Regions from separate parts of the Mus musculus genome. Here regions 2 and 3 are each linked to region 1. The links are chromatin loops, found by intact Hi-C in ENCODE. Cell type or tissue: left cerebral cortex. All regions are shown on one strand.

Evidence for each region. Hi-C counts contacts between places; a loop is a spot of excess contacts. Peaks named below come from ENCODE experiments on the same cell type or tissue, not always from the same donor. Only the 100,000 strongest peaks of a DNase experiment are listed, where the experiment ranks them.
Region 2: it touches region 1 in a loop (4-fold over the local background); 9 of 42 quality-filtered maps call a loop at or near these places.
Region 3: it touches region 1 in a loop (2.2-fold over the local background); 9 of 42 quality-filtered maps call a loop at or near these places.

Annotation. Positions count from the first base shown.
Region 1 is chr9:124,123,686-124,131,685 of GRCm38, reverse strand. Ccr5 (chemokine (C-C motif) receptor 5) reads right to left here. Exons shown (of 2, transcript NM_009917.5): 2 at 4,503-7,335. The coding sequence starts at 7,324. The coding sequence ends at 6,260. Among named protein-coding and RNA genes, the nearest start is that of Ccr5, 6.1 kb to the right of the region's middle. In left cerebral cortex, CTCF peaks have their summits at 3,124 (motif pointing right) and 4,068; DNase peaks (open chromatin) are centred at 3,116 and 5,087; H3K27ac peaks cover 256 bases.
Region 2 is chr9:123,986,556-123,994,555 of GRCm38, reverse strand. Ccr1l1 (chemokine (C-C motif) receptor 1-like 1) reads left to right here and starts at 7,841. Exons shown (of 2, transcript NM_007718.4): 1 at 7,841-7,952. In left cerebral cortex, no CTCF peak of the experiment used is centred here; a DNase peak (open chromatin) is centred at 3,011; H3K27ac peaks cover 1,436 bases.
Region 3 is chr9:124,034,001-124,042,000 of GRCm38, reverse strand. No RefSeq gene overlaps it. Among named protein-coding and RNA genes, the nearest start is that of Ccr3, 16 kb to the right of the region's middle. In left cerebral cortex, no CTCF peak of the experiment used is centred here; a DNase peak (open chromatin) is centred at 4,057.

The DNA of each region.
Region 1 (8,000 bases):
ATTGAGAAGTACCTAGAAGAACACAATAAAGCTCTTCTCTAGGTAAGTCTGTGAAGGTGTTTATAGAGAGACTTATCTAAAGGGGGAAGATCTGTCCTGAAAGTAGTAGCACCATTTACAGGTTAAAAGCCTAGATAGAATAAAAGGGGGAAAAGAGAAAAACAACCAAAGTAGCCAATTTTTCTCTGTTTTCCGAGCACCATGATGTTAGCTGTTCTGCTCTAACACTATCTTTCTGCCATGATGGACTAACTTCTGAATCTCTGAACCAAAATAAATCTTTCCTCCTTAAAGTTGTTTTGCTCATGCACTTTGTCAGAATGATAAAAACTTTTACAAAATGAATTATGGTGTATATTGTAGAATGTTAAATAGCATCCTTGACTTCATCTGTGAGATCCTATTAGTAACAAGTCTCTCAGTTCAGCTACCAAAATGTCTCTAGAAATTTCTGGATACCCCCTGAGGGTATTACCATCCTCTCATTGAGAATAACTACTCTAGGAGAATCAACAGTGGGTTAAATAAGGAAGAAATAAAATTAGGGAGCACAGAACAAAAACAATAAATTCTACATATCTTGAGTATGCCTGAAAGTTATTGAATTGGATACTAATATTAGATTCTAAAGTGTATGTCCTTGCATGGTTATAACTGGTAGATGATTGAAACCTCACTCTAAAGGCTAATGATCTCATTGAGCTACACCATAAGTCAGTTTACACAGAGTCATTTAGTGTCTTATGTGCCTTATTTGCTTCAAGATAAAAAAAAATAGACATTCTCAGAAAATTTTTACAATAGCAAATATTTACAAGGATGTCTGTGAACTAGGTGACACTATCTTAAGGTCTTATCATGCAATATCTTAGTTACCCTCTAATCAAAACTATGAGATAGATAGATAGATATTATTATACTCAATTACAGAGAAAAAAGTCAAGGCTTAAAAATAGTATGCTTTCATAGTTAGCTCAATACTGTAATGACTAAACACAAGTCAAACTATACTATTTTATGCACACCAGACTTGGAATATTCAATATAATAATCCTGGCCACATTAAAATTAAAAATAATATATAACCCACATTAGCCACATTCTACATTCATGTAATATGCTACCATATTAGAAGATATAGAAAGAAAGCATGATGTTAGGAAAATTCTATTGTGCAGCCTAGTATAGATATTTTCTATCCAAAACATCCCTGTCTGCTGATATTAGTAGTCTTCAAATTACCAAAAGGAACAAAAGGCTATAAGAACTCAGATTACTTCCTAAGCTCCCACTGCTTCAACATGATATTCAGGCCAATATGAATTTTAAGTTCTTACCTTCTCATCCCAGAGTTTGGTTTTTACCATGCAGGAAAGACTGAGCTGTCCCATTAACAGATGATTGATTTGATTATATATTGAGAAAACATTATAACTTCTTTATAGGATATTTTTTGAGTAATCTAAGATAATGGAAATAAATGTAAGTAGAAAAATCCTGGTAGAATTTTCTGGTAAATATAGACTATCCTGAAGCATTTCCACGATGTTTTTATTTTTAAACTTAGCTGCATTATGTTCAGTGATACTTAGTTTCAAGAGGGGATGTTGTCTTGACTCAAAACAAAAAGAGCAACTTATATCTGTCTTTCAGAAATATCCCTCACAGGGTCATGTTTTGTGTATAGCAAAATATGTCCAGACTGGCACTATTGGTAAGCCCATAGATTCTTTAGGAGGTGAAGTCTGGCTGGCTTGAAGGCACTAGGGATGATCCTTTGAAAGTTATAGCTTGCCCCTGCTTCTGGACTCTGCTTTCTGGACGTCTGTAACATGAACAGTCTCTGGTATACATACCCATGTACTTTGATACAATGCTATGACTTCCCCATAATGAACTAAAGCTATGAGCCAAAGTAAACTCTTTCCTTCAGTTGTTTTAGCTGAGTACTATGGTCACAGAGACACAAAAGTAACTAATGCAAGCCAAGCTTTGTTTCATGCATATATGTGCACACATTTAAATTAGGTGCCAGGCCATCTAAAAGTTACTCTCTGAATGCTAACTTTTCAACTTTTTCCGAATTAACCTTGCCTGACCAGGTCATGATCTTCTTCATTCTCCAAACCCTCACACTGTGTGACAAAGCTCAGATTCCAAACATCATATCCAGTATGACAGACTTCAACCCAGTTTTCACTACCAGTGTCTCAAACTTGGCTATTTTGAGAACCACCTGGGGAATTCCTAAGAGTTAGAAACACAGGTACATGTGGGTTGATTAAAGAGAGTTGTTCAGTGTAGAATTGTAGTGAGACTTGGTGTCAACTTCCCGTGTCATTTCAAAGTGTAGCTAAGATGAAGCCAGGACTAGAATGTAGCCTTCATTAATTGTAAACTCATCTCCTGAATTTATCTAGGCATGATTGTAAGTGGTATCAGACCCTCTCCCCACCCACTCGTTCAATGGCTTATCACCGACTGCACACTGAGATTGGAAAACACTGTCAAAACTTGCTAATTCTTGAGTCCTCTGAAACCCTCTTTGAGAGTGTGGAGTAGACTCTGCTTTTCACCTACAGAGAGAGGCACCTGGACTGAGTGATCCTCAACAGCTTTTCCATTTTAAAGGTGTATAGTTTTGTAAGAATGTTTCATCCGTGTGGATGGAATAATAATGGTAATGAAGAAAAGAGAATAAAAAGAATCAAAGAAAGCCACCTGCCTTTCAACTATATTGGAACACTGCAAACACTTGGGATATGCAGGGTTAGAGTGAAATGCAAGGAGAGTCTGGGGCACTTCATGCATGTGAAAATACCTGTTTATAAGTAATTTCCCGAGCCTTTTCAAGGTCTGGGCTCCAGCATTCTGCAGATCCACCTGAAACCATTATTTCAAAGTGTCAACTTGTATCCTCAACTGGGGCTCTTCCTGTTCTTCAGAAGCAGTGAGAAAGAGCTGTGTGTCAAATACCCTGAGCTGCTCTGGATATGCCTCTGTCCACACTGGAATTAAAGACACAAACAGTAAAAAATTCAGTGAAGCCATACTCCTTATTTGTATGATGTGGTCCATGCTGGTTGCCAAACATCTTTGTTATTTGCTAGTTGGCCACTGGAGGGCAGTATAGAATCAATATAGCCTAGGTTATTTGCAGTTTTGATAGCTTGGCTCAATCAGGAAAAGGGGTTATTTTTCACTATGTATGCTTTAAAACTCATCTTTGAGCCAGGTAATGGTAGTGCACACCTTTAATCCAAGCAATTTGGAAGCAGAGGCGGGCATATTTCATATTTGAGGCCAGCCTGATCTACAGAGGAAGTTCCAGGGCAGCCTGGACTACAGAAGAAACTCTCAAAATAGACAAACAAAATCCCCTATTTTTAAAACAAAATAAGCTCTTGAGGTATTACAGAATTATAATAACACAGAAATTATAATTCATCGAAAAAGTAACAATATGGAGCCAAATGGAACATTAAAGTATTTTTTAAATTATGAAAGAAAATATATACATAGTTATACAATACCTCAAGTGGTTTTTCTTTGTAAATTCATCTAACATATGGCAAGGTAAGAAGGAGTGTGTACATCAGCCATAAAAAAAGGGAGAGAGAGAAAGAGAGAGAGAGAGAGGGAGAGAGAGAGAGAGAGAGAGCTTTTGTAGTGGTTAGTATTGATTGATTGCTTTACTGGATTTAGAACTACCTAGGATAAACATTTCTGTCTGTACCTATGAGGATGTTTCCACAAAGGATTAGCCAAGGAGAGAAGACCCACCCTGAATATGAACAACACCATTTTATGGACTGGGGAATTGGACTGAATAAAGAGGAGAAAGAGAGCTGACACCAGCATTCAATTCTTTGCTTCCTGGATGTAGATGTGACATTACCACCAAGCTCACACTCCTAACACACCACGGTAGAATGTATTCCATCAAACTACCAACAACCGTAAAACTTTCTTCTTTAAGCTGCCTTTGTCAGATATTTTGTCACAGCCACAAGATAAGTTATTAACACACTTTCCCTCATCCCCACAAAAGCTGGCTTTATCATAGCAGATAGAGGGCTCCCTTCCCCTGACTCCTTTCTCCTAAGCCCAGCTGCCTTCCACTCTTCTTTAACACTTTCTACCTTCAAATCTAAGAGATGAAAAGCAACCCTTTGAATCTGGTGAGAAGTTACTAAACCACTCAGAGCCCATTTTACTTCCTGCTCGTTTGTCTCTTTCATTAGGAGCATTAATAGCCCGAACATCTTTGCACACCCTCTTTGGAAGCTGGGGCTGTAGCAGACTGAAAATCAGCATTGTTCCAGACTCTCCTTGGAGGATCTATCCTCTCTCTGGACAAGAAACATGTGCACAGAAATCCCAGTGTTATAGAATTTCCATTACTGAAATTATTAACACACTTGAGAGAGAGAGAGAGAGAGAGAGAGAGAGAGAGAGAGAAAGGCCTCACCCTCTCTGACTCCCACTCAAATACCAGACCATAAAGTTGCATATCTTTATTTTCAACCAGATTCTTGACTTCTGAAATAAATTCGTAAATATGTTAAAACTCTTTTGATTGAGAGTAAGCACAATTTAAAATTTACACTCTTTCAAAGCAACACTGCTCCGAAACTGCATGCTTGGACATAACATCTTTAAGAACAAATTATTATGAAAAATTGTTTAAGGAAGAAAGTTAACGGCTAAAAATACTTTCAAGGAAATATTATCATCACCACCACCCACTTAATCCAAGAACGCTATATTTAAACAAGTATTATTGGGGGCGTTCTCCAAAACAACTACTTACAAAATACTCTCATAATTTTACGTACTACTCACTAAATGTACACTTGATTGAAAGTATAAAATGCAATTTTTTTTACAAAGCACTTTTTATAAGACTCATTATCTTCAAAGAACGTATAACTTTCTATATGCTAATGAATAAAATAACCGCTGGATATGTTCACATATACTTGTAATCTCAGAACTTGAGATGTAAGCAGGAGGATCGTGAGCTTGACGCCAGTCTGAGCAACAGAGTGGGGGAGGAATGTGGATCACAAGGAAGAAAAAAGCAAATGCTCACTTCCTGCTGACAGTCCCAGGCCTCTGGTTTCACAATCGGAGCTTGAGAAAAACCAGTAACACCTCTTGTTAGGCAGAAACTTTAATCTCCTGAGAGATTCTAACCCCTTTCTTTCCTCCTCTAGCCTTCACTAGGAAGATCTCAACTGCTCTAAAATTCAAAATATCAACTGCAAAAACAACAAAAAATCCTAAACCTCTGAAATGGCCAAACTTAGCATTGTTTGTGTGGAGAAGCCATCTGGAAAGTGTGACTGAAGTCCTCATACTCAGCCTGGAACACAGAGAGCAGTCGTTATACTCTCATGGCTTCTGAGGGGCACAACAACTTGTTTCTAAAATGAATCTTCCAGAGATGATGACTGCTAAGTAAATTAGAGAAAAATTGGTGCTCTTTCCTCATCTCTTGGAGCTTCTGCTCAAGATGATAAAGTTCTGGCTTCAAACTATGGAAACAGCCCTCATCTAAAATCACAAACGTTATTATTATTCCTAGACCTCAGGCTCATGATTCATAATCCAGGTGTTTCACAGTCCCGGTGTGGTAGGATTTAGGTCTGAAGGCAGGAACAAAATGCTAGCCTGAGATAACATTATATTCCGGCTGTAAAATGAGACTACCTTCCCGGCTAAACTCTTTATTCTTCCTTTGTATTTGCTGTTTCCTCAATGGGTATTTCAACCTAACTAAGCCTAGGGGTTCTTATGCACCTCTAACTCCGATTTACCCCAAGTTCTGCTGACTCTACGTTTTATAGGCAGAAGTGGTTCTTCCCTGTTGGCAGTCAGGCACATCCATAGACAGCAAGAAGCGACTTTATGGCAATCAGGCATATTTACAGCCGCCTTTCAGGAACCCAGCGGTGAGACACGTCATCTCTAGGCCACAGCATCGGCCCTGTGTCCGTCCCTTTGCATATGGGTCATGGCACCTGCCTCAAGTCTCTTTGTGCATATTTCCCGGCCCTGATAAAAGACTCGTTCTCCCTGCTCCTCCACCCCAACCTCCCCATTCAGTTTTAAAAGACCCAATCTATCTAAAAATAAATATCAAAAAGATGCATGTATCTTGGGCCCTCTATGATACTAATTTCTTTTTTTAAAAGAACCATTCCTACTCCCAAGCTGCATAGAAAAACTACGTGATACACAAAAGTCAACCAGGTCATAAACCAGTAGAAACTTCATGTTCTCCTGTGGATCGGGTATAGACTGAGCTTGCACGATCAGGATTGTCTTGCTGGAAAATTGAACACCGTTTGCAAAAGCGTTTGACCATGTGTTTTCGGAAGAACACTGAGAGATAACTCCGGAACTTCTCTCCAACAAAGGCATAGATGACAGGGTTTAGGCAGCAGTGTGTCATTCCAAGAGTCTCTGTTGCCTGCATGGCCTGGTCTAGTCTATTAGAACTACTGCAGTTATTCAGTCCAAAGAATTCCTGGAAGGTGGTCAGGAGGAGGACAATGTTGTAGGGAGTCCAGAAGAGAAAGTAGACAATCATGATGGCAAAGATGAGCCTCACAGCCCTGTGCCTCTTCTTCTCATTCCTACAGCGAAACAGGGTGTGGAGAATTCCTGAGTAGCAGATGACCATGACAAGTAGAGGCAGGATCAGGCTCAAGATGACCATCTTTAATGTTTGGAAACTCTTCCAGAAATGATACTGAGTGTGTGGAAAATGAGGACTGCATGTATAATGAAAACCTTCTTTCTGAGATCTGGTAAAGATTATTTCTGGGAGAGAGGCAAACACAGCCACCGCCCAAGTGACTACACTTGTTATCACCCCAAAGTTGACCGTTCTGACTTTTAAAGCAAACACAGCATGGACAATAGCCAAGTACCTATCAATTGTCAGGAGGATAATGAAGAAGATTCCACCAAAATAACCAATGTGATAGAGCCCTGTGAATACTTTACACATTATGTTCCCAAAGACCCACTCATTTGCAGCATAGTGAGCCCAGAATGGTAGTGTGAGCAGGAAGAGCAGGTCAGAGATGGCCAGGTTGAGCAGGTAGATATCAGTCACGCTCTTCAGCTTTTTGCAGCTTATCAAGATGAGGAAGACCATCATGTTACCCACAAAACCAAAGATGAATACCAGGGAGTAGAGTGGGGGCAGGAGCTGAGCCGCAATTTGTTTCACATTGATTTTTTGGCAGGGTGCTGACATACCATAATCGATGTCATAGCTATAGGTCGGAACTGACCCTTGAAAATCCATCCTGCAAGAGCCTATGAATAAATAAAAGACAATGCTTAATAAAGGTTAAAGCAATTGTTGGCCTACCACAATTATTGTTTTATAACTTAGTGGGTCTTTGAGGCATAGACTTCTACATTTAATTTTCCCATCATCAGATGGCTTGAAATTCACCAAAGATGCATTTGATCAAATAAAATGTTGCTTTCCATATCAATGTGGGGTGAATTAATCTGTGAAACTGAGTCAGGTCCTCTCTAATTCATGGGCTTAAGATCTCTATAGAAGATGCTGCTTCTAGGCATTTATCCATAAATCCTAGAGTTCACACAAATGCCAGAAAGAATGAGTAGTGGGTGCTAATTACTGTTCTATGGTATGACATATGCATTTGCTAAACGCTTGAGTTAACTGCTTGAGGCAAGAAATATACTGTTTATGTTTTTCTGGATAAAACACTCCCCAAGTATAGAGAAAATGAATGTTAATATAAAAACCACACTACCAGGAAGTAACTTACTTTGAATTTGGGCAGTATGAAACCTTAACTGACATATGTTGCTTGTCACTCCTTGGTAACTAATAAGATGTCTCTCTCTCTCTCTCTCTCTCTCTCTCTCTCTCTCTCTCTCTCTCTCTCCTTCCTTCTCTCTCTCTCTCTCTCTCTCTTTCTCCTTCCTTCTCTCTCTCTCTCTCT
Region 2 (8,000 bases), 140 kb after region 1:
GAATCCATCCTGGGGAAGGGGAGTCAGCACAGGTGTCAGGAGCTTAGCAAGGCAATGGGGTGGGCACACTTCATGGGGTTACAAGTTCAGCCATGTGCATGATTTGCATGATACAGTAGGTTTAGGAAATAGAAACGAATTCTTGTAAGGTGTGGAAGCATAATAGCAATGTATAACATTATGGCTCCTTAACAACAATGTGGCTCCTGTTTGGTTTCACACTTGAAAGTGCTTTTGCAGCTATGTCTTTTTTGGCCTCTCTTCCTCTTACTAAGTCACTATTCAATTATTAGGTCTTCTTAATTTTTTTAACTATTCTTAATAACCACCCAATGACCTCAATTCTAAATATTATACCCATATTGCTACTACTCTAGTAATTCCTCACAATAAAGATTATATTTCAGCAAGTAGAACTATGGAAGAGAGGCACATCTGAATCATATCCAAGCCACAGCAATAGGAATTTGACATTTCTAGTTCAAGACTTTGTAAATAAAGTTATTAAAATATTTTTGAGCCTATCTTGGGTTTGTATGCATCTGTTTACCTTGAGTAGATTTTCCTGGTCATGGAAATGGCATGTATTTAGCTTTGCAATTATCTAAGTAGTTCTATCAATTTATACATGTACCAACAATGTGTAAGAGTTCTGGTTGCTCCAAAAATTTATCAGCACTTCATATTGTCTACTATAAGGGTTTGCTTTTGTGTGGTTTTATTATTAGTTTTGCACATTAGTTCAAGACTTTGTAAATAAAGTTATTAAAATATTTTTGAGCCTATCTTGGGCTTTCTCAGGGTACACACTACCTTCTCAATGTAATTTTAATTTTGTATTTCTTGGATGACTAATGATATTTTGAGTACTATTCATATACACATTGGTTATTTGAATATACAATTTTTTTAAAAGATTTATTTATTTATTTATTTATTTATTATATGTAAGTACACTGTAGCTATCTTCAGACACACCAGAAGAGGGCATCAGATCTCATTACGGGTGGTTGTGAGCCACCATGTGGTTGCTGGGATTTGAACTTCAGACCTTCGGAAGAGCAGTCGGGTGCTCTTACCCACTGAGCCATCTCACCAGCCCTGAATATACAATTTTATGTAGAACCTAATCAAAACTTTTGCTTATTAAAAAACTTTACAGTATCTGAAGATTTCTTTACTGTCTTGTAGAAGATTTAGTATATTTTCTATATAAATCTTTTGTCAGAAAAGATATCTTTGACCTATTCCTGGCCATAGACACACCAGTCCTTGATACTCCTAATCCCATCTAACCTGGTGCTGATCTGTTGTTTAGCTATTTCCTCCAAACTGAAACACTTTCCTTGAGAGAGGTTCATAAAACTTAGAGAGAAAATAAAACTTACAATCTCAGGAATCTCTCAAAAGTTAAACGCTTCACTGGGCCCTCCTCAGGCTTAAGTACATGGTGACAATTTCTGGGAAGAAAACACTCTCTGACCAGCCTGTTGGCTAAGTGTGAAGAAAACTCTAGGAAGAAAGTTTTGTGAGTTATCACCCATGCTAAGAAAGGATTTTGATGTGTGGCTTCCTAAGAGCTACCCACGCTCCTGTAAGTCAGTAACCCAGTCAACTCTCTGGTCCTCTAGAGTAGAATGGAAACAGAATAATTTCTTTGGTCCATCTTCAGAGCCCAATCTGGGTATCAGCTGTTTGCTCACATCAAAATTCACAGAACATAATGTGATTTTATTTGAAAATACCTCTACTGTTAAGGGTCTGAACCTTACTCAAGTCATCCACCATCTGCCTGTGCCTCAGGCTCAGCACATTGCCCTGGCCAACCAGCCAAGTGTATAAAAGGATTAAAGTATCCTTTCTTTCTCAGAAGAATGTTTTTGTGCTGGTTAATTTTGTTAACAGAAACCTAGACATATCTGAGAAAAGAGAATCTTAATTAAAAACAAAAAAAAAACAAAAAAACACCAAAAAACAATACCTCCAAAAGTTTGACTTGAAGACCAATCTGTGGAGTATTGTCTTAATAATGGATGTGGGAGGGCCCAACTCACTGTGCACAATACTACCTCTGGGCAGATTATCTTGGGTTGTATAAGAAAACAGGCTAAGTAAGCCATGGGGAATAAGCTAGTAAGCACCATTCCTTCTAGGTATCAACTTCAGTTCCTGCCCTCCTCCTCCTACAGTTTCTCTCCCTCTCCCTCTCCCTCTCCCTCTCCCTCTCCTTCTCTCTCCCTCTCCCTCTCCCTCTCCCTCTCCCTCTCCCTCTCCCTCTCCCTCTCCCTCTCCTCCCTCTCCTCCCTCTCCTCCCTCTCCTCCCTCTCCTCCCTCTCCTCCCTCTCCTCCCTCTCCTCCCTCTCCTCCCTCTCCTCCCTCTCCTCCCTCTCCTCCCTCTCCTCCCTCTCCTCCCTCTCCTCCCTCTCCTCCCTCTCCTCCCTCTCCTCCCTCTCCCTCTCCCTCTCCTCCCTCTCCCTCCCCCTCTGCCTCTCCCTGTCTTTCTCTGTCTCACCTACACATTCATCCTTTCTCTCTTTTTCATACATACATTCTGCTCCATGCTGGGAATTATAGAAAATGCATGATAAAGGATTAGGAATAGGCCCAAATGGAAAGAAGTTTATAATACATTGGGAAAGAAAGACATAATGCAGATGACATGATATACCAAAGTATGGCATATTAGCTAGTACAAGGATCAGTATAGAATCAAGAGTTTTAAAGCTTGGCATGAAGCACCACAAAGTGTTAACTTGAACTGAAAAAGAGGAGATATTTCTAGAGCACTTCCTTGAGATACTCTCTCCTTCCTCTTTTCAGCATGCGAATTTCTTGGCTGCTTTCACATAGAAGGCACTTATCAGATACTTACAGGTTTCACTGAGGCTTTGGGTGAGGAAACAAACAGATGCATAACTCCCATTCAGTGAACACCTTTATGTGCAAGGCATATGTATTAAACTACATTTAATTTCCCCAACAAATCTAAGGAGGAACTATCATGGTCCCTGTAGGAAAAATGAGACTCAAGAAAGTGATAAAGAAAACTACCCACAGCCATATGGCTGGCATCTGTAAGAACTCTTGAGTTAGTCATAGGCATAGGCAGTACCTGGAGGAATTCTGTAGGAGTGTACTGCAATCAGTGTAAGACTGGCTTTCTCTAGGAGGGCCAAAAAAGAAAGAACAGAGAGAGAGAGAGAGAGAGAGAGAGAGAGAGAGAGAGAGAGAGAGAGAGAGAGAGAGAGAGAGAAAGTAAAGGCACTTGTGTACACAGAGGTCAGATAATGATGTGGGTATCTTGCTTTTTCACTCTCTGCCTATTCTCTTGAGTCTGGTTCTCTCATTTAACCTGAAGCAAGGATAACAGCCAGAAATCCTCTTGTTTCAGAGAATCTAGGTGCTCTTACCCACTAAGTCATCTCCTCAATACCATTTATTTACTTCCAGCCACCTTGGTACACTCTTTGGCCAATATCAAACTGTCAACTTAATACCACCAAAGACTGACAAAGGTACCTCAAGATTTAGATTTGGGTTTTATTTAAAGTGCATGCTAAGTGCTTTATACGAGTTATTTTCTTTAATTTATTAATTTATTTTTATGTGTATTATGAGCATATACATGAGATTTTGTGGCTCACATGCATGCAACAGTCCACAGAAGCTTGAAAGTAAAGTTACAGGCAGTTATGAGCCACCATATGGGTGTGGGGAATTAACGCTGGGTCCTCTGCAAGAACAAGTGCTCTTAACTGCTGAGCCATATCTCCAGCCTGTGGGTTATTTTGTTAATAGTCATAGATGAGAAAAATGAGGGTCAGAAAAAATATTAATTCTCTTAAAATAATACAAAAACTTACATGTAACAGAAGTGACAATAATTATATTTCACAAAATAAAAGACTTTTAGTGAACAGAATGGCATTGCAAATTAGAAATTGCATTTTTGCAAATTCTACACTGCTTGGCACAGTAGAAGTCAACTGGCTTCTCACTGCTGCTTCTCCAGTAGATCTCTTATGATGTTGATTTGGCTGAAGTTCATGAATAAAAACTAATTTTATACAGATGCATAATTGGAATAGGAAGGAAACTGGGGTGCTTTGGTTTTGAGAACCCCCAAGGATCCTTTGAACACATTTTAAGAACTGGAGTTAGGTAATAGTTAACTTGTTTCCAGAAGCAAATAGTACAAAATAATAATTATTTATCTCTCTCTTTCCCAGGTACTAGATTCTACTCATCAAAAACCATAAGTATTAGCAGTTTACTGACTTTTCTTCCAGAGATACCAGAAATACCTCAAGGAGGGAACATACACAGAAACCCACTGAAGAATCCCACTGTGTTTGTATACTCTTCTAGCCTTTTATTTTATTTTGCGTCTGGATATAAGGTTGTATAGTGTTTCCAGTAAAATTACCCAACGCTTACACACTGCCAGCAAACATCACTTCCTTATAACCTGTAATTTGTAAGCTAGATCCCTAGAAGCTAGGTGGTTGTGGTACAAGCATTTGATTCCAGCACAGGCAGAGGCACACAGATCTCTGTGAGCTTGAGTCTAACCTGATCTGCTGAGTAACTTGCAGGACAGCCAGGGTGTTACACAGGGAAAGCCTGTCTTGAGAAACAAACAAACAAAAGGAGATAAATTCCTATAAATATAATTTTTGGAACAAAGTATATACCCACTGCATCATAGATATAATCAAATATCCCCTGAGGCAGGAAACTTTAGTTCCACTTTCGCCAGCAAAAGGGAGGCGTGCCATTTCCTGCATGCATGAACCCCCGCCCCCCCCCCCCACACACACACACACACTACTCAGGAGTCAGAACTGACTCCAGGACTCCAGTGGCCCCTAGTAATTCTCAGAATAGGCCCTAGAAGTGGCTATCTATCTGGACAGCATAGTGGGCCCATCCTTAGGTATCCCACCCAATAATAAATTATTAATAAACACTCATACTTGGCTATACCTGATACCCTATTCAGAGTCTGTGGCCATCTCCTACCCCCAGATCATCTGACTGACCCCAGCATGTCTTACTAGACCCTGAGCAAATACATCTTTACAATGTGATTTTTGACTCCAGCCATCTCTCCTAGGTGACTCTTGAACTCTATGCAGACTTATGTCTCACTAGACCATGATACATTCGCACAGCAGTGTGTAGACCAGTCCACAGGGAATCAGGTGAAAGTGCAAACTTCCATTCAGTAGCCTATAGGACAGTCTGTGTTTCTGACTGGCATCACTCAAGAGCAAAAGTCTGATGAGGTTCTCAATGTCTAGCATAAAACAAAGCACTTAGTGAGATTCTTTTTTTTTTCTTTTCCGTTTTTTATTAGGTATTTAGCTCATTTACATTTCCAATGCTATACCAAAAGTCCCCCATACCCACCCACCCCCACTCCCCTACCCACCCACTCCCACTTTTTGGCCCTGTACCGGGGCATATAAAGTTTGAGTGTCCAATGGGCCTCTCTTTCCAGTGATGGCCGACTAGGCCATCTTTTGATACATATGCAGCTAGAGTCAAGAGCTCCGGGGTACTGGTTAGTTCATAATGTTGTTCCACCTATAGGGTTGCAGATCCCTTTAGCTCCTTGGCTACTTTCTCTAGCTCCTCCATTGGGGGCCCTGTGATCCATCCATTAGCTGACTGTGAGCATCCACTTCTGTGTTTGCTAGGCCCCGGCATAGTCTCACAAGAGACAGCTACATCTGGGTCCTTTCAATAAAATCTTGCTAGTGTATGCAATGGTGTCAGCGTTTGGAAGCTTATTATGGGGTATATCCCTGGATAAGGCAGTCTCTACATGGTCCATCCTTTCGTTTCAGCTCCAAACTTTGTAACTCCTTCCATGGGTGTTTTGTTCCCAATTCTAAGGAGGGGCATAGTGTCCACACTTCAGTCTTCATTTTTCTTGAGTTTCATGTGTTTAGGAAATTGTATCTTATATCTTGGGTATCGTAGGTTTTGGACTAATATCCACTTATCAGTGAGTACATATTGTGTGAGTTCTTTTGTGATTGGGTTACCTCACTCAGGATGATGCCCTCCAGGTCTATCCATTTGGCTAAGAATTTCATAAATTCATTCTTTTTAATAGCTGAGTAGTACTCCATTGTGTAGATGCACCACATTTTCTGTATCCATTCCTCTGTTGAGGAGCATCTGGGTTCTTTCCAGCTTCTGGCTATTATAAATAAGGCTGCTATGAACATAGTGGAGCATGTGTCCTTCTTACCAGTTGGGGCATCTTCTGGATATATGCCCAGGAGAGGTATTGCTGGATCCTCCGGTAGTACTATGTCCAATTTTCTGAGGAACCGCCAGACTGATTTCCAGAGTGGTTGTGCAAGCTTGCAATCCCACCAACAATGGAGGAGTGTTCATCTTTCTCCACATCCACGCCAGCATCTGCTGTCACCTGAATTTTTGATCTTAGCCATTCTGACTGGTGTGAGGTGGAATCTCAGGGTTGTTTTGATTTGCATTTCCCTGATGATTAAGGATGTTGAACATTTTTTCAGGTGCTTCTCAGCCATTCGGTATTCCTCAGGTGAGAATTCTCTGTTCAGTTCTGAGCCCCATTTTTTAATGGGGTTATTTGGTTTTCTGGAGTCCACCTTCTTGAGTTCTTTATATATGTTGGATATTAGTCCCCTATCTGATTTAGGATAGGTAAAGATCCTTTCCCAATCTGTTGGTGGCCTTTTTGTCTTATTGACGGTGTCTTTTGCCTTGCAGAAACTTTGGAGTTTCATTAGGTCCCATTTATCGATTCTCGATCTTACAGCACAAGCCATTGCTGTTCTGTTCAGGAATTTTTCCCCTGTGCCCATATCTTCGAGGCTTTTCCCCACTTTCTCCTCTATAAGTTTCAGTGTCTCTGGTTTTATGTGAAGTTCCTTGATCCACTTAGATTTGACCTTAGTACAAGGAGATAGGAATGGATCAATTCGCAATCTTCTACATGATAACAACCAGTTGTGCCAGCACCATTTGTTGAAAATGCTGTCTTTCTTCCACTGGATGGTTTTAGCTCCCTTGTCAAAGATCAAGTGACCATAGGTGTGTGGGTTCATTTCTGGGTCTTCAATTCTATTCCATTGGTCTACTTGTCTGTCTCTATACCAGTACCATGCAGTTTTTATCACAATTGCTCTGTAGTAAAGCTTTAGGTCAGGCATGGTGATTCCACCAGAGGTTCTTTTATCCTTGAGAAGAGTTTTTGCCATCCTAGGTTTTTTGTTATTCCAGATGAATTTGCAAATTGCTCCTTCTAATTCGTTGAAGAATTGAGTTGGAATTTTGATGGGGATTGCATTGAATCTGTAGATTGCTTTTGGCAAGATAGCCATTTTTACAATGTTGATCCTGCCAATCCATGAGCATGGGAGATCTTTCCATCTTCTGAGATCTTCTTTAATTTCTTTCTTAAAGGACTTGAAGTTCTTGTCATACAGATCTTTCACTTCCTTAGTTAGAGTCACACCGAGATATTTTATATTATTTGTGACTATTGAGCAGGGTGTTGTTTCCCTAATTTCTTTCTCAGCCTGTTTATTCTTTGTGTAGAGAAAGGCCATTGACTTGTTTGAGTTAATTTTATATCCATCTACTTCACCGAAGCTGTTTATCAGGTTTAGGAGTTCTCTGGTGGAATTTTTAGGGTCACTTAGTGAGATTCTTAAGACAGCTCCTCCCCATGAGAGGGGTTGGACCCAGCAGCCCATATGTCCAGCTAGCCCCCAGGTGACAATGACACTGTTGAACCACAACGTCACCTGGATTAACACTAGCTCCTGGCTTTGTCTGATTCATATTGCTCATGTCTGGAGGACACACACACTTCAGAGACGTGACATACTTGAGATAAAGGGAAGCAGACACCAGCTACAGCAGGATCCAGGTATATCACAGATAATTTTCAGGTACGTACACTAGACTGTCTGAATCTTGAGCTTGGGGTACAAAGGACC
Region 3 (8,000 bases), 90 kb after region 1:
AAGAAAGAAAGGAAAAGAAAAGAAAAGAAATGGGTTGGGTTCCCAAGAAGGCATATGCAATTGAGGCTTATCCCAGAATCCATCAGGGTCTATAATCCTCAGATAGCAAAAGTAAAGGGCAGGGAATTAAAGCCAGAAAGGGGTCTGGTGAGATGGCTCAGTGGTTAAGAGCACTGACTGCTCTTCCAAAGGTCCTGAGTTCAAATCCCAGCAACCACATGGCTTACAACCATCTGTAATGGAATCTGATGTCCTCTTCTGGTATATCTAAAGATAGCTACACTGTACTTACATATAATAATAATAGCAATAATAATAATAATAATAAATCTAAAATAGAAAGCCAGAAAGGAAAACAGGCCAGAGATGCACCTTGTAAGATATTTCCAGATTTGCTAAAAAGCAATGACATGCTTCTCAGAACCTAGAGGATAGATGGAGAATACACATCTCTTCATAAGCTCTTGCCCACTCCTAAGAAAAGGCAGCAAGGCCAGCTCTGTGAGTGAAAAGAGTTGTGGAGAAGTCCTAGGACAGGCAGGAATCTAGGCTGGGCATCTTTGAGCCTCCTCCGTGTGAGGCTTACTGGATCCCAGTGGAGAGGACAGCAGTTGGACATGGTTCCATAACATGTACAAAAATACCTCTAAAAATACCCTGAAATCTTCAAGCAATGCCCAATAAGGTTGCATCCTCACAAATGATGCTATCTTTAATTCCAGGAGCTGAAGAACAGAGAAGCTGCAAACTTAGCTGATGATCACAAGTGATGATCACAAGTGATAAAGTATAATAACCTGGTGACAGCCTCACCATGATCACATACCTCAGATGATACAGGAAACACCAAACCTAACTCCCAACCAACCTCATCTGGAAACCGGCGACTCCTTAGCACTGTTTACTTGCCAAAGAGTGACCACAGGAAATGTAGAGGAGTGATTGTGTCTTAAACATGACATTAAAGGTAAAATACAAGCAAACCATCTCATCACAGCAGAGAGCTGTGATCATCCAGAATTGGACCATTCGGTATTTGTCTCACCTGTGTAGTGAACTGTCCTATAATTAAGTATTGTTTTAATAACCTAATAGTGCTTTGGCCAATACACTGAACAGGGCTTGTTCTTTGTTCTAGTTTGCTCGTCTTTTAACTTCCAGGGTGCTGTATACAGTACAGAATTCCACTTGTAATATCATTCTCTCCTACTTTTATTTCCCTTTCTCTGGTCTGATAACATAACATTTTAAAGCTAATCTTTATAAAAATGTTAATGCTGCTTAATTAAGACATTGAACTGAGCATGGGGTCTCCAATGGGCTCCCCAATGGAGGAGTTAGAGAAAGGCCTGAAGGAGCTGAAGGGGTTTGCAATCCCACAGGAAGAACAATAATATCAATGAACCAGCTGCCCCCACCCCCAGCTCCCATGGACTAAACAACCAACCAAGAAGTACACATGGAGGGACCCATGGCTCCAGCTGTATATGTAGCAGAGAATGGTCTTGTCCAGCATCAGTGGGAGGAGAGGCCCTTGGTCCTGTGAAGGTTTGATGCCCCAGTCTAGGGAGATTCGAGGGCAGGGAGGTGGGAGGGGGTGGGTGGGTGGGGGAACACCCTCAGAGAAACAGGGAGGGGAGAAGGGATAAGAGGTTTCAGGGGGAGGGGACCTGGAAAGGGGATAATATTTGAAAGTAAATAAAGAAAATATCTGAAAGAAAGAGAGAGAGAGGGAGGGAGAGAGAGAGAAAGAGAGAGAGAGGAAGGAAGGAAGGAAGGAAGGAAGGAAGGAAGGAAGGAAGGAAGGAAGGAAGGAAGGAAGGAAGGAAGGAAGGAAAGAAAAGAAAGACATTAGAGGAAAAAAAAAGACAACTGTTCTCCACCTGCCCACTCCTGTAGGCAGTCACTCTCCTCTCTGTCCACTGCTTTTATCTGGAACCATGGAAGTTAGACCTCAGGAAACCCCAAAGGTTTGCAGGTCTAATCCAGCTTGAGTCATTTGAACTGAGGGTCTTTTTTTTTTTTTTTCCTCGAGACAGGGTTTCTCTGTGTAGCCCTGGCTGTCCTGGAACTCACTCTGTAGACCAAGCTGGTCTCGAACTCAGAAATCCACCTGCCTCTGCCTCCCAGGTGCTGGGATTAAAGGCGAGCGCCACCACTGGTCTTAAGTGTGCAGTGTCTTAAACAATAGCGGCATTACTGAGAGGCAAGGCAACCAAGGCAAACATTTATCACTGATCTATTTTGATTTGGAAGTCAGTTGGGTTACCTGGAGTACCCTGAGCAACAAGAAATGATTGTTGCTCATTTCTTAAGCCCATGTGACTTAATTTATATTACACACACGCACACGCACACGCGAAGAGAGAGAAGGGTTGAAGTGAAATTTAAAAATATAGATGACATTAGGTAGGAAATGAAATAAAGAAGAGAGGGATCCATCTTGCGAGTAGAAAGGGAGGTCAATAGAGAAGGAGGAGAGACAAAGAACACTGAGAGTATTTTATAAAGCCACAAGGAAAAATATTGTTTTATATTTACTTATTGCTGCTGGATGTGTTTATGTCTTCAATTACCAAAGAAATAAATAAAAAATTTAAACAACTTAGGTGAAGCCATATAATAAATCTACATTCTTTACAGAATTAAAAGAAGACTTTAATAATTATGAAAAATATAAATCCTATGTTTTATTTATATATAAAATTTTGTATGCATAGATAGGAGAATGATTATTCTAGAATAAGATGGTGCTTGCCAAATGTGGTGATAGTGAAGTTCATTTTAACCAGTACTTACTGACTTCCTGCCAGTTACGAGCTTAGCGTTAAACTCATCACACTTCCTACCCTTCCCCACATCCTCTCAATACTGTTATTTGACGGTTTCTGGTTAATCACTACGTTTAGTTCACGCTATTGCAATTACATAAATATCAAGCTCCTTTGACTTACTGTTTCATGTTCATTAATGGTGAACTTTTTCCCACATTTAATTAGCTTCTACTTTCATATTTGCTGCAGATTTTCTAAATTTCTTCAGTTTAATCTGTCATGGACCAAATAATAACCTTTCAAAATACTCAAAATTCCCAGTTTCTTGTTTTCTCTGGCTGGTTGCTCAGAGATCTTAGATGCCCCTTTGCCATGCTTCTGTGTGGAAAAACAAAATAATAACAACAGTAACAACAACAAAAAAGAACCCTGTTCTGCTGAAGTGTGTATTTTGTCTCATCTGGAGAAAATGTAAACTAAAGGTAAAATTTTAAATCCTTACGTTTCTAAATTTGTCCACATTCTGTCCATAAAATTTCTAATAATTTGGCTCTAACAGAAACACAGACTGGACACCATCCTTTACTATCCAAAGTGCTGTTGAAAATCCAACAATATGCCTCTGTTTATGTCTCCTAATTTTTGTCCTTTTTTTTTTAACAACTTTTATCAGTTCTGAGGGAGCCTTCTCTATGTTCATTTATCTTGCTAGGCATCTGGAGCCTGTTCATTATAAAGACCCTTGACTACTTCCGGAAACTTCCTCTGAATTGCTCCTCCTATTGCTTTGTGATAACATTCTTGCCAAAACTATTTTTAATATTTTTAAGCCTCTTAGTCAAATATTTTAAACCACCTAATTTTATGACCACTAATTTTTTTTCTTATCTCCCAGTGGACATGCTTCTAAAAATGACAATATTGCACAATAGTTAAGACGTGGGTCCAATACCAGATCCTAGCTTCAGATTCCATTGCATGCCTCCAGGTGGAATAATGCTCTGCTCCCTTCTACAAGAAAGAATTCTTGGGTTGTTACTATACTCCAGGGAAACTGTTTGACTATGTATGAGCTACCAGATTACCATAACATCCAGTTGTTTATTATGAACTGACTTACCTTACAAAAACAAAAAACAAAAAAATGGAGCAGTTGCTGATCTGTCTGTGTACTGGACACTATGTGAAGATTTATGGGACTCTGGCCTGGTCAGAGCGGCTAAAGAGCTGTGCTCTCAAAAGGGAAGGAGGAGTCCATCTGGGCAAGCTGCCAAGTCTCTTCTGCAACCACAGCAGACAGCTGGGGTCAACGACTGGGCCCCTGAGTGGGAAGTGACTGTGGTGCTCGAGCAGGTTCCAGTGACAAGGGAGAGAATTTCTCTTCCCCAAAGTATTGCAGCTCTATATGACAAACACTCTCAGAAGGTCTTTGATGAAATACATCGTGTATGCTTTATTCTTTAGGGTCTTATATATTTTTTGTTCTGTGGTGGGGTCTAAAGGCAGATGCTTTCTATTGGCTTGGTCTGAGATGTTGGGGATGCCTCATCTGCAAGTGTAGGAGCTTTGAGTGCTGCCCCATATGACTGATTATTATAGTCCTCTCCATGGGGTGTCATGGTCATGTGTTCCAGGACAGGGACCTGGTCAGGAGTAGATGAAACTCCTACCATCCTTAGGTATGAGGGGTACTGGGGTTTCTTAATCCACTCAACCTTACTAAGTTTTTGTCTGGTGACACAGTTCCACTTGTCCCATAAGCAGTCGAACACCACAGACTCATAGAGGAAAATGGTACACACAGAATAAAATCCATAAAGCTTTATGAAGGCACCATGACAAACCATTCATACCAGCTTTATCTTGATCCCAGTATCCTGCCATCCTCAGCTCACAAGAACGATCAGCCTGGGGATAGACTCCTTCTTGCCTACCCCAAGAGCCATGCTTTTTGTCTTTGTTCACCTCTTATAGATTATCATTCATAGCCCTTCTCTGGTGCAGCCCTCAAAAATGGAAAGGAAATCAAATAAGTACAGTTGTTTTAAGCTAGTTTGCGTACACATTGTTATGCAGCCATAGATTACCTGTACTATCCCATCTCCACCTCCTCCAGTCCTTAGCTTTGAAGAGATTGTCTTCTAAGGCCCTAGATCATCAAACTTTATGCTCTTCCCTAAAACAGGAGGCTGGTATTTCCTCTGGGTTTATTTGTCATTGTCAGATATGTATCACCACATTCAGGATTTTTGTTACTCCTACTACTCAAATTCAGTCAGTACAGTTCTGATGACAGTATGACCCATTGCAGTATCCCAGTAGAAGTTGTGATAGTGAGGTCCCTGCAGACCAGAACGGAGCAAGTCATCTAGTAATATCTTAGTCCTGTCACAAGACAGCAACATGCTCTCCAGCGCTGTGGATGTAGCCTGATAATAGAAAAATTGCATAGCATGTACAAGGCCCTGAATTCAGTGAAATTACAGATGGAAAGGAAGGAATGGAGAGAGAGAGGAGAAAGGAAGAGAGGGAGGGAGGAAGGGAGGGAGAGAGGGAAGGAGGAGGAAGGAAGGAAGGAAGGAAGGAAGGAAGGAAGGAAGAGAGGGAGAGAGGGAGAGAGGGAGGGAGGGAGGGAGGGAGGGAGGGAGGAAGGGAGGGAGGGAGGATAAAAAAGAAAAGGAAAAGAAAAACAAGAAAAATCTGCCCCAGTAGTACAAAGCAAGCTACTTCTTCAGATGGCCTTCTACAAATACCCAATGCATAAAATTCAACAAAACAAACAAACAAACGATTAAAAGAATTTCCTGATTAAAGGTCAACAAACTCCAGCCTCATAGGGCCCTTTATGAGGGTACATCCCCCTTCACTAATACCTCATCTACAGTTTCTTTCTCATCATAATCACAGAGTTCAGTAATAATAACAGAAACAGCCTGGCTTGAAATTCTGAAATGTTTACTGTCTGACATGTTAGAAAGAAAGTTTGCCAGCACTCATTTAGATTAATATGTATGCAGCAAAGACAACTATAATGATCTACTGCATCAAGAAAAGCAATGTAAACAAGCATACAGTTAAGTCACCATTGGATCCAGTTGCACTATCCACTGTTCTCTAAGAATAAGAATCATCAGATCAGTTCTTTTGTCTTATTTTGACGTGCTTGCCTTAACAGCCACATTTGACAATTAATTGGAAGTATGGCGGGAATCAATGTACCTGTGTCTTTCTTGTCTGTAGCAAGACACTGATGTTTTGTTTTCCTCACAGGAAAAAGTAGTGGATTATTTCCTACATTGTCTTTCAAAGACCCCCCTCCTAATCCTTTCTCTCCTAACAATAATCTCTATACTAAAGCCAGTGTAGGAATGTTACCTAGTGTAAGGACATCCATTTTCACACTACACTTGAAGTCTGGTGAAAAATAAATAAGGTGAGCTCAAAGTCAGATTCAGTTTAAAACAGTGTAAAGTTCCATCAAAACTGTTACTTGCCTCTCAAGAACGACAGCTCTGAGACCAATCAAATGATCTCCTACATCCTTTGCAATTACTATAAATTACACCTGGCATCCAGGTAGCTCTCAAATTTGTAGTTGTATCTTTTTAATGTTATTTTTAGCTAAAATACAAAGGAATGGGTTTGATTGTGAGACTATCATACATATATAACATTGCATCTCACTTTTGCTGGTCTCTGCCCTCCCTCGTCCTCCATCCACCCAGTAATCCTGCTCTTGACACACACACACACACACACACACACACACACACACACACAGAGAGAGAGAGAGAGAGAGAGAGAGAAAGAGAGACAGAGACAGAGACAGAGAGACAGAGAGAGACAGAGACACAGAAAGACACACAGCGAGAGTATGTATGTGTAAAATCAATATTTTGTGTAAGAGAAAACATGCAATATTTTGTCTTTATTTCATTACCTTCTCTTGTTCTCCCCTTTCTCCTTCCTTTAAACTTATTCCTTCCCTGTCATAGTTTCCAGACTATTTTCATGTTCTATATGTATATATATTTATATAATATATTATATTTGAATCTAGACTCTTCATGTGAGAGAAAACATGGGATTTTTGTTTACCTTAAACATGTTTTACTTAACATGGTGCTCCATCCATTTTCCTGCAAATAATAAAATGCCATTCTACTTTTTAACCAAAGTAAACTCCACTGTGCATATAAAAGATATTTTCTTTATCTGTTAAACTGTTGAAAGTTGTAGCTCCTTCCCTTTCTATGTGTTCACTCTCTTTCAGAGTCCTCTAGATAGACATGGAACTTGACCAGATAGCTATAGAGCTGCCTATTTGCTTTAAGGGCCTCACGGAGTTGACTCCACTCACAAGTCCTTCTGCCATCAGCACCCAAATGCTGTCTGCCACTTCCTGAAATTTCTTGACCCTGAATTACCACAATACACATCCATTTATGTTCCATATCATCTCATGAGACATTTGTGTATTATTTTTGCCATCCAATCAATTACTTCTCTTTGAGATAACTTCTTATCATTTTATCAACTATAAAAGAATAAAGTATAAATAAAAAAATATTATCCCTATCCTGATTACTTCAAGGAACTCCTGGTCTTTCATACCCAGCTGGTATGACCAGCATTTGGACGAGACTTGCATGATCTCCACAACAATTCTTTTAATTGGCCTACTTTAGAGCAAGATGGAATCATTACCATTGAATCAAACAGGTCCTGGATATTTGGAAGGCCTAGTGATGCCACAGCCTTTGTGATAAGTCAGGGCCATACCCCATGGCCACAAGGTAATAGACTATCAGAGATTGCCCTTGTTTCTAGACCTCTCCGACAACTAGCTCATCTGCTCTGTTTTATGCTAACCATTTCTCTCTGAATTCTCCTTGTCTACTCCTTTCTTTCCTCTGCATAATGCATACTCTGTTTTCCACAAGGTTGAGCATCCTGACTTTAAGATGTGACCCTCTAGGAAGTCTTCCCTGAACATTTAACTTCACACTTATATTTTTTCTTTTATGACCAATTTCCTTCCTATGCTTAATGTTGTCTCCTTTGTGCCACCAAGATTCCCTGCAGAAAACAATTGACATACTCAAATTTGGCAATTTGAGGAGAGTTTACAAGAAGATAGCAGGAATATGGGAAAATATATACTTTGAGATACTGGATTGAATGGCTTAAAAGGAGGAGTATTAGAAGGAGCTCTGTATACAAGAA